Regions from separate parts of the Homo sapiens genome. Here regions 1 and 3 are each linked to region 2. Evidence: chromatin contacts called from ENCODE Hi-C or POLR2A ChIA-PET data. All regions are on one chromosome and are shown on one strand. The core of a region is the stretch at or near the end of the contact, and the rest is flanking DNA. Distances in the headings are between cores, read along the strand shown. Region 1 holds the start of TNFRSF17 (TNF receptor superfamily member 17). Region 2 has its middle 16 kb from the start of LINC02130. Region 3 overlaps XYLT1 (xylosyltransferase 1).

Region 1 (2,867 bases), core at 161-2,660, 2.4 Mb before region 2:
CCGAGGTGGGTGGATCACTTGACCCCAAGTGTTTGAGAGCAACCTGGGCAACACGGCAAAAACCCATCTCTACAAAAAATACAAAACTTACCAGGCGTGCTGGCGCATGTCTGTAGTCCCAGCTACTTGGAAGGCTGAGGTGGGCAGATCACCTGAACCCAGGAGGTGGAGGCTGCAGTGAGCTGTGATTGTGTCACTGCACTCAGCCTGGGAGACAGAGTGAGACTCTGTCAAAAAAAAAAAAAAAGGCAAATTCAAGTGATCCATTTATGTAAACAGAAAAATGCACTATATAAATGTATCTATCTAGAATTCAGGGATCGGTGAAACAAAAGACATCGCATCGGCAGGTCTGTTTGCAACTTCTGGGATACACCAGGTGTTAGCGGTGATGACTTCTGGATGCTTGGACTGTGGATTTTTAAAATGGTTTTATCTGCTCATCTGTATTTCTAAATTTTCAACAATGGAACATAGATTATTGTATTATTATTATAATACCCCAAACCTATCTTCCTCTCAGCCCTCTTTCCACGAGCTCTTACCCTAAATGTCTCTTTTTCTGTCAGTGGCATTGTGCGTCTTCCTTAGTGCATCACCTCTGATCTTCCTGTAGAATTTTTTTTTTTTTTGAGATAGAGTCTTGCTTTGTCACCCAGGCTGGAGCGCAGTGGCCTGATCTTGGCTTACTGCAAACTCCGCCTCCTGGGTTCAAGCACGTCTCCCTGCCTCAGCCTCCTGAGTAGCTGGGATCATAGGTGCCTGCCACCATGCCTGACTAATTTTTGTATTTTTAGTAGAGACGGGGTTTCACCATGTTGGCCAGGCTGTTCTGGAACTCCTGACCTCAAGTGATCCACCTGCCTCGGCCTCCCAAAGTGCTGGGATTACAGGAGAGCGCCACGGCGCCCAGCTTACACCAGACTACTTTTTAAAATGTTTTTGTAAAGTCAGGGTTTCGCCATGTTGCCCAGGCTGATTTTGAACTCCTGGGCTCAAGCAATCCTTTTGCCTTTTGACTCCCAAAGTCCTGGGATTACAGGTGTGAACCCCTGCAGCTGGCCTCAATGTTAAGATCTTAAGGGGCACAGCACAGACCTTGTCTTGTCTATCTCCCTGGCACCTCTCACAGAGTACAGCTTATTAACAGATGTTCCAGAAACTGTTACTGAACATTCGGCTTGATGCTGTGGGCTTGTCTGCATCTTGCAACTGTCACCTGGCTGAGAAATTTCTTCTATAAATAAGCAGTTTCTGTTTCAGATGTGATATGCCCTGATATTTACACCCTGTCTCTTACCCCATCCAAGACTCAAACTTAGAAACTTGAATTAGATGTGGTATTCAAATCCTTAGCTGCCGCGAAGACACAGACAGCCCCCGTAAGAACCCACGAAGCAGGCGAAGTTCATTGTTCTCAACATTCTAGCTGCTCTTGCTGCATTTGCTCTGGAATTCTTGTAGAGATATTACTTGTCCTTCCAGGCTGTTCTTTCTGTAGCTCCCTTGTTTTCTTTTTGTGATCATGTTGCAGATGGCTGGGCAGTGCTCCCAAAATGAATATTTTGACAGTTTGTTGCATGCTTGCATACCTTGTCAACTTCGATGTTCTTCTAATACTCCTCCTCTAACATGTCAGCGTTATTGTAATGCAAGTAAGTAATATTGCTTGAACGATTATTCATTGGTGTGAACTATTCTGTCTATATGGACTGCTTATTCAGAGAATCAACATAATGGGCATGATGGTGAGTTTTCTTGAATCAAAAAGAGAAAGGAAGCAAGGCAGTGATTTTAATGTTTATGGAAACAAAGTAATTATTTGGAACTGAACTTGATATGATTCAGCACTATTAGCAACATAGATTTTTTTTAAAAATCAGCTCTTCTAATTAAGTGATATTTAGAATTTAAAAGTCAATGTTCATTAATTAAGGTGATTGAATGGAAATAATCCATACTTGATTATTTTGCTATCAAAACAATCCATAATTCATTATTTTAGCAAAATAATCAAGTATGACAGCCGGGTGCGGTGGATGGCTCACACCTGTAATCCCAGCACTTTGGGAGGCCGAGGTGGGTGAATCACCTGAGGTCGGCAGTTTGAGGCCAGCCTGGCCAACCTGGTGAAACCCTGTCTCTACTAAAAATACAAAAAATTAGCTGGGCATGGTGGCACAGGTCTGTAATCCCAGCTACTCGGGAGGCTGAGGCAGGAGAATTGTTTGAACTTGGGAGGTGGAGGTTGCAGTGAGCCGAGATCGCGCCACTGCACTCTAGCCTGGGCAACAGAGCAAGACTTTGTCTCAAAATAAATAAATAAATAATAACAATAAAGTATGTGAATATTATGTTATCAGCTCATTATCTGTCTGATGTTCTTTTCATAAAGGTGTGACCAATTCAGTGAAAGGAACGAATGCGATTCTCTGGACCTGTTTGGGACTGAGCTTAATAATTTCTTTGGCAGTTTTCGTGCTAATGTTTTTGCTAAGGAAGATAAACTCTGAACCATTAAAGGACGAGTTTAAAAACACAGGTTGGTTTGATGGTGAATCTTTGAAATCTATTTCCAGGGGATGGCTATTGTGAGTTTCAGTTCCTTTTCTTTTTTTAGCGTTGACTATTTCACTTCGTTACAGCCCTTTCGAATGTGTTAGAACATTGTTACATTAAATGAACTTGGTAGAGGTGAGCCATCTTCATTCTGATTTTGACACCTTGGCAGATTTTCTACAATGTCAGTCTTCTCCAGGATTCTTCCACTGTTAATTACTCTATTGAAAGTACTAAGGCTTTCTTGGGAAACATCAGTCTCTTTGACTAAAGTTAGCACATCGATTAAATGCCACATTATCAGAAAC
Region 2 (3,074 bases), core at 564-3,063:
ACGTGGTGGTTCTGTTTCACTTTTCGAGACAACTCCATGCTGTTTTCTATCGTGGCTACACCGTCTTACATTCATTCACACCACAGTGCACAAGGGTTCCTTTTTCTGCCCAACGTTGCCAACATTTGTTGCCTTCTGGGTTTTTATTTTTCATTATTTTTTTTGAGATGGAGTTTCCCTTTTGTCACCCAGGCTGGAGTGCAATGGCCCAATCTCGGCTCATGCAACCTCCGCCTTCTGGGTTCAAGCGATTCTCATGCCTCAGCCTCCTGAGTAGCTGGGATTACAGGTGTCCGCCACAATGCCCGGCTACTTTTTGTATTTTTAGTAGAGACAGGGTTTCACCATGTTGGCCGGGCTAGTCTTGAACTCCTGACCTAGTGACCCACCTGCCTCAGCCTCCCAAAGTGCTGAGATTACAGGCGTGAGCAACCGCGCCTGGCCACCTTCTGTTTGAGAATGGCCACCCTAATAGGTGTGAGGCCATAGCCTACTGTTCTTTGGATTTGCATTTCCCTGCTGAGTGGCGTCAAGCACCTTTTCATATGCCTCTTGACCATTCATTTGTCTTCTTTGGGGAAGAGTCTGCTCAGGTCCTTTGCCCATTTTTGGAGCTATTTGGTTTTTTGCTATTGGGTTGTAGGAGTTCTTTATATATTTTGGATATTAACCAACATATATACAGGGGAAGGTGGGGGAGGCAGGAGGGAGGGAGGGAGGGAAGGTGGGAGGGGAAAAGGCATGGCAGGGAAGGCAGGGAGGAAAGCAGGAGGGACAGAGGGGAGAGTAGTAGAAGGGGGAGGGAGAAAGGGAGAGGGAGGAAGGGGGAGGAAGGAAAGCAGGGGGAGGAAGAAGAGGAGGGAGAAAGTGGGGAGAGGAGGGGGAAAGTGGGGAGAGGAGGGGGAAAGGGGGGAGAGGAGGCAAAGAAAGGGGAGGAGGGGGAGGGAAAGAAAGGGGAGGAGGGGGAGGGAAGGAGGAAGGGGGAGGGGAATGAAAGCAAGGTGGGGGGCAGAGAGGGGAGGGGGAAGGGGAAGAAATGGGAGGAGGGGGAGGGGGAGGGGCAGAGGGAGGAGGGAAGGAGGAAAAGAGGGGGAGGGAAAGAGGAAAAGAGGGGGAGGGAAAGAGGAAAAGAGGGGGAGGGAAAGAGGAAAAGAGGGGGAAGAGGGGAGAGGTAGAGGGAGGAGGAGGAAGGGGGAGGGGGAAGGGGGAAGGAAAGGGGAAGGGGAGGGTAGGAGGGAGGACAGGGAAGGGGAAAGGGGAGGGGGAAGGGAGGAGGGGAGGGGGAAGGGAGGAGGGGAGGGGGAAGGGAGGAGGGGGAGTAGGGGGAGGAGGGAAGCGGAGGAGGGAGAGGAGGGAAGGGGAGGAGGGGGAGGAGGAGAGAGGGACGAGGAGAGGAGGGGAGGGGAGAGGGAGGAGGAGGGGCGGGGAGAGGGAGGAGGAGGGGAGGGGAGAGGGAGGAGGAGGGGAGGGGAGAGGGAGGAGGAGGAGAGAGGGAGGAGGAGGGGAGGGGAGAGGGAGGAGGAGGGGAGAAGGAGGAAGAGGGGAGGGGAGAGGGAGGAGGAGGCGGAGCGGAGAGGGAAGAGGAGGGGATGGGGGAGGGGAGGAGAGGAGGATGGGGAGGAGGGAAGGAGGGAGTAGTTTATTTCATTTACCCATCTGAGTAGCCCAAGGTTGGAACTGCATTCTGTTGATGGGGAAACGGAGCAGTTAAGTAACTTACCCAAGGTCACACAGCTGACAGGCTGAAACAAGATCCAGTGTGACACTCAAACCGAAACCGCTACACTCAAAACATGCTATGCTTTAATGATGTTACATTTTTCTAAGTTTAAGATTTTGAAAAGTTGTGCGTGTACATGCTCACCAAAAGGCAATGAACAAATCTGTGTCCTGCTCTCAACCCCAAGTCCCCTAACCACGAAGTTTCACTTCCACCTCCACAAGTAACATTTCACCATTCAGTGAGTAGCTGTAGTTTATGCAATGTAAGCTCACAGGAATATATTCTCACGTCCTCCCCTTTTTACACAAAGAGGTATACTTGCTTTGTGCATACTTGCTTTTCTTACCTAATAAAGCTTGGAAATGCTTCCTCCCTGGTTTTTCACAGCTGCATAGCATATGCGGTTATACAGATGGTGCCATTTATTTTTAACTAGTGCCCTACTGAAGGGGGTTTAGGTTGTTTCAATCTTTCGCTTTTACAATGTTGCAAAAAATAACCTCAGAGGTAAATAAGGTCTCACAAGCCCCAGTTTATCTGTAGGATTACTGCTGGGCTGCAGACCAGCTGGGACAGAGGATTTCTGCATTGGTAATTTGGACAGATATTGGCCAAGGAGACCAGGTTCATATACAACTCAGCCCAAATTCCAAAGCCAAGAGTGGGGGGGGGGGGCGGGGGGTTGGGTGGCAGCAGAGACCCAGGAGACACAAGGACACACATCCCCTCTCTATCTCCTCCAGTCCTGCCACCATCTCACCGCTGTCAGCTTCCTTTGAGCTTTCCTGTGATCACAGAACAGTGATGACCCCATGTCTTAAACGCACAAGATGAAATAGCACACAACCCTAACAAGTGAGGAAGACAGAAGGAAAAGGGCACCAAGATTCATTAAAAGGGGGCAAAGCGGGGCCGGGCGCAGCAGCTCACGCCTGTAATCTCAGTACTTTGGGAGGCTGAGGTGGGCAGATCATTTGAGGTCAGGAGTTTGAGACCAGCCTGGCCAACATGGTGAAATCCCATCTCTACTAAAAATACAAAAAGTAGCCGGGCATGGTGGCAGGCACCTGTAGTCCCAGATACTTGAGAGGCTGAGGCAAGAGAATCACTTCAGCCCAGGAGGCAGAGGTTGCAGTGAGCTGAGATGACACCACTGCACTCCAGCCTGGGTGACAAAGTGAGACTCCATCTCAAAAAAACAAAATAAATAAAAATTTAAATTTAAATTTAAAAAGTGGGGGAGCAAAACGGGAAAACATGCCAGAGAAGGGCAGCCCCCAGCATCCCTGTCCATCCCGCAGGGATGACAACATGGAACAGGGGAGGGTCTCAGACTTCCCCAAATAAACTG
Region 3 (2,961 bases), core at 75-2,574, 2.9 Mb after region 2:
CAGTTGTGGTATGGTTAAATAAACCATGCTATGTGAATGCAAATGCAAAATAATGCAGCTATTTCTTTCTTTCATTCTTTCTTTTTTTTTTTTTTTTTTTTTTGAGATGGAGTCTTGTTCTGTTACCCAGTCTGGAGTGCAGCGGCACGATCTCGGCTCACTGAAACTGCTGCCTCCTGGGTTCAAGTGATTCTCCTGCCTTAGCCTCCCGAGTGGCTGGGGTTACAGGCACCTGCCACCATACCTGGCTAATTTTCATGTTTTTAGTAGTGACGGGGTTTCATCACCACCTTGGCCACGCTGGTCTGGAACTCCTGGGCTCAGATGACTGCCCACCTTAGCCTCCCAAAGTGCTGGAGTTACAGATGTGAACCACCGCGCCCAGCCTAATGCAGCTATTAAAAAGAATGGGGGCCATGATATATATACTGAACCAGAACAATCGATGAGCTAGATAGGTAAGCGACAAAAGCAAGACACAAAATAACACGTACAGTTTGCTGCTATAAGTTAGACTGTGCTTTAAGCACCGTCTAGAGCAATCCATAAGACAATTCAGATCCTTTCTCATTAGCTGTGCAACTCTGGGTATGTTACTTTACCTCTCTGGGCCTCCGTTCCTTTCTCTCTCAACTAGAGCTTTAATAGGAGTTAGTTTGTATATCTAAAGCACATATTCTCAATAGGGATGACTGTCACCCCCACCAAGCAAGCAAAATTTGGGGGAGTATATGTGTGTGAGAAAAAAAAAATCTTAGGCTGGGCACAGTGGCTCATACTTATAATCCCAGCACTTCGGGAGGCTGAGGCGGGTGGATTAGTTGAGGTTGGGAGTTTGAGACCAGCCTGGCCAACATGGTGAAACTCTGTCTCTACTACAAATATAAAATTAGCCAGGCATGGTGGCGGGCGCCTATAATCCCAGCTACTCAGGAAGCTGAGGCACGAAAATCCCTTGAACTCAGGAGGCAGTGGTTGCACTGAGCCAAGATTGCACCACTGTACTCCAGCCTGGGCAACACAACACAACTCTGTCTCAAAATAATAATAATAGTCTTAGATATTGCAATGGTCAGCCGTCCCCCAAAGCTCAACCCTATCTGATAAAATCTTTTCCCACAGTATTTAATTTCTCTCACAAGGGAGAATTTATATTAAATTAAATTTTTCTTCTTGGGAGGGTGATAATGAAAGAAAGTAATGCTTGAGTAATACTGAGCTAAAGTACTCAGAACAGCGTGAAGCAGATGGGGTGACATTTACCTTGCAATGTCGCTGCCAAGTTTAAATACAATAATAGATGCAAAGGCCACAGTGCGAAGGCGTTTCATCAGACTCCACCGCAACAACAGGTGGCGAATGCTAATATCAACTCTCACTTCTTAGATGAAGACTCGGAGGTTTACAAAAGTGGAAAGACTAGGCCAGAGGTCAGCATCTGAGCTGGAATTTTCACCTGGTCTCTCTCTCAGACTAAGAGCTTCCTCTTTATGCTCCAGTGGTGCTTGGAGACCACATGGTCTGTTTGTTCTGGTAGCTTCCCTAAAATACATGTCAGGGCTCGGCACAGTGGCTCATGCCTGTAATCTCAGCACTTTGGGAGGCCAAGGTGGGCGGATCATTTGAGGTCAGAAGTTCAAGACCAATCTGGCCAACATGGTGAAACCCCATCTCTACTAAAAATGCAAAAATTAGCCAGGCGTGGTGGCATACACCCTAGCTACTCAGGAGGCTAAGATGGGAGAATTGCTTGAACCCACCAGGTGGATGTTGCAGTGAGCCAAGATTGTGCCACTGCACTCCAGCCTGGGTGACAGAGCAAGACTCGATCTCAAAATACTACTACTACTACTACTACTAATAATAATAATAATAAAAAAATACATGTCGAGGTCAACCCAGGCCCAGGTACCAGGATGTGTCCTTACTCTGCTGAGTATCAGCATAAGATGTCGAGTCTAGACCAGGGGACACCGTCGTAGCAGACAGCCATGAATACCTCATCCTGTCTGCTGTTAGCAAGCTGCAAAGCCTGCTGGTCCTTCCTCTTCCTCCTCTTGTGAGGCCCTCTGGAGAAATTTCCATCTGAACTGAGCACTGAGAACAGATCCACCTGCCATGAGCAATGGCCTGTGTCAATTATTTGGATACAGGGCAGTGGAAGGGACAGATTTGTTTTCCTTGATGGCAGCCAGAAAGCTCTTTGTCAAATCTCCAGTTCCCCACCATGGTGTAGGTGTTAATACCTATTCCAGCTCCAAGGTATGATGGTCCTATGGTTGTGTTTCCTTTCTTTGTCTCAGTTTTAATTTTTGCAGTCTTATTTTGTTTAGTACACCCATGCAGACTGCCATAAACCCTTCCTGAAAGAGGGATGGGTGTAAAGAGATGAATCAACAAACCACAGAACTTCAAAAGGTTCCAGAAAAAAGCCACCACTGGCACAATAACGGGTTACTCAATCCCCCAAGGCTTTTGAGGAAGACTAGGGAAGGAAGGGGTTGACCTTGGGTCTAGAATGGGTGAGGGGGAGAGAAAAGAGAAAGCGAGAGAGAGCTAGCAAGTGAGCACACATGTGACCGTGAGCTTAATGCAAGGGGATAAGCTGGGGTAGGGTTGGCAGTATGGGTAGGGAAGGGGAGTACATGGGAAAGGAAAGGGGAGGACTGGAGCTTCAGTCGTGATGGATCTTGAAAGACAGACCACTCACTGATTCCTTGGTTTACTCATTCATTCATTCAAGAACTACCATGTGCAAAGAATTGGGCTCCCTGCATGAGATACAATGATGTAAAAAATAATGACGTGGTTCCTGCCCTCATGGAAATCATATTTAGTTCAGGGGTTGGCAAACTACAGCTTTAAGACCAAATCTGGCCTGCAATCCTCTTTTGCGAACCAAAGTTTTATTGGTACACAACCACTCCCGTTCATTTGCATATTATCTACAGCTACTGTACA

The links. A loop is a pair of places that touch in the nucleus more often than their neighbours do. ChIA-PET counts read pairs that join two places held with the same protein, here RNA polymerase II (POLR2A). Pooled maps may share reads with other maps.
Region 1: a pooled map shows a loop between it and region 2 (10-fold over the local background). The contact joins the promoter of TNFRSF17 here to the enhancer-like site in region 2. A Hi-C loop is called at or near these places in 4 of 37 single-sample maps with no recorded cell type and 3 of 50 pooled maps.
Region 3: a pooled map shows a loop between it and region 2 (14-fold over the local background). The contact joins two enhancer-like sites. A Hi-C loop is called at or near these places in 2 of 50 pooled maps. POLR2A ChIA-PET finds 5 or more read pairs at or near these places in 2 of 52 experiments (AG04450 and B cell).

Annotation. Positions count from the first base shown.
Region 1 is chr16:11,963,800-11,966,666 of GRCh38, forward strand. It overlaps TNFRSF17 (TNF receptor superfamily member 17), which reads left to right and starts at 1,411. Exons shown (of 3, transcript NM_001192.3): 1 at 1,411-1,655; 2 at 2,396-2,542. The coding sequence starts at 1,526. It also overlaps a transcript of NPIPB2 not described here. RefSeq lists enhancers at 959-1,078, 1,199-1,638.
Region 2 is chr16:14,353,043-14,356,116 of GRCh38, forward strand. No RefSeq gene overlaps it. Among named protein-coding and RNA genes, the nearest start is that of LINC02130, 16 kb to the right of the region's middle. RefSeq lists enhancers at 240-769, 1,743-1,842 and a silencer at 1,563-1,622. Within about 2 kb of position 1,814, at least 5 of the 41 ENCODE cell types and tissues checked have a DNase peak (open chromatin) inside an H3K27ac peak, as active enhancers do; they include B cell, where a contact is called at or near this core.
Region 3 is chr16:17,300,372-17,303,332 of GRCh38, forward strand. All of the region lies in intron 2 of XYLT1 (xylosyltransferase 1), which reads right to left. Among named protein-coding and RNA genes, the nearest start is that of XYLT1, 170 kb to the right of the region's middle. Within about 2 kb of position 1,325, at least 9 of the 41 ENCODE cell types and tissues checked have a DNase peak (open chromatin) inside an H3K27ac peak, as active enhancers do; they include B cell, where a contact is called at or near this core.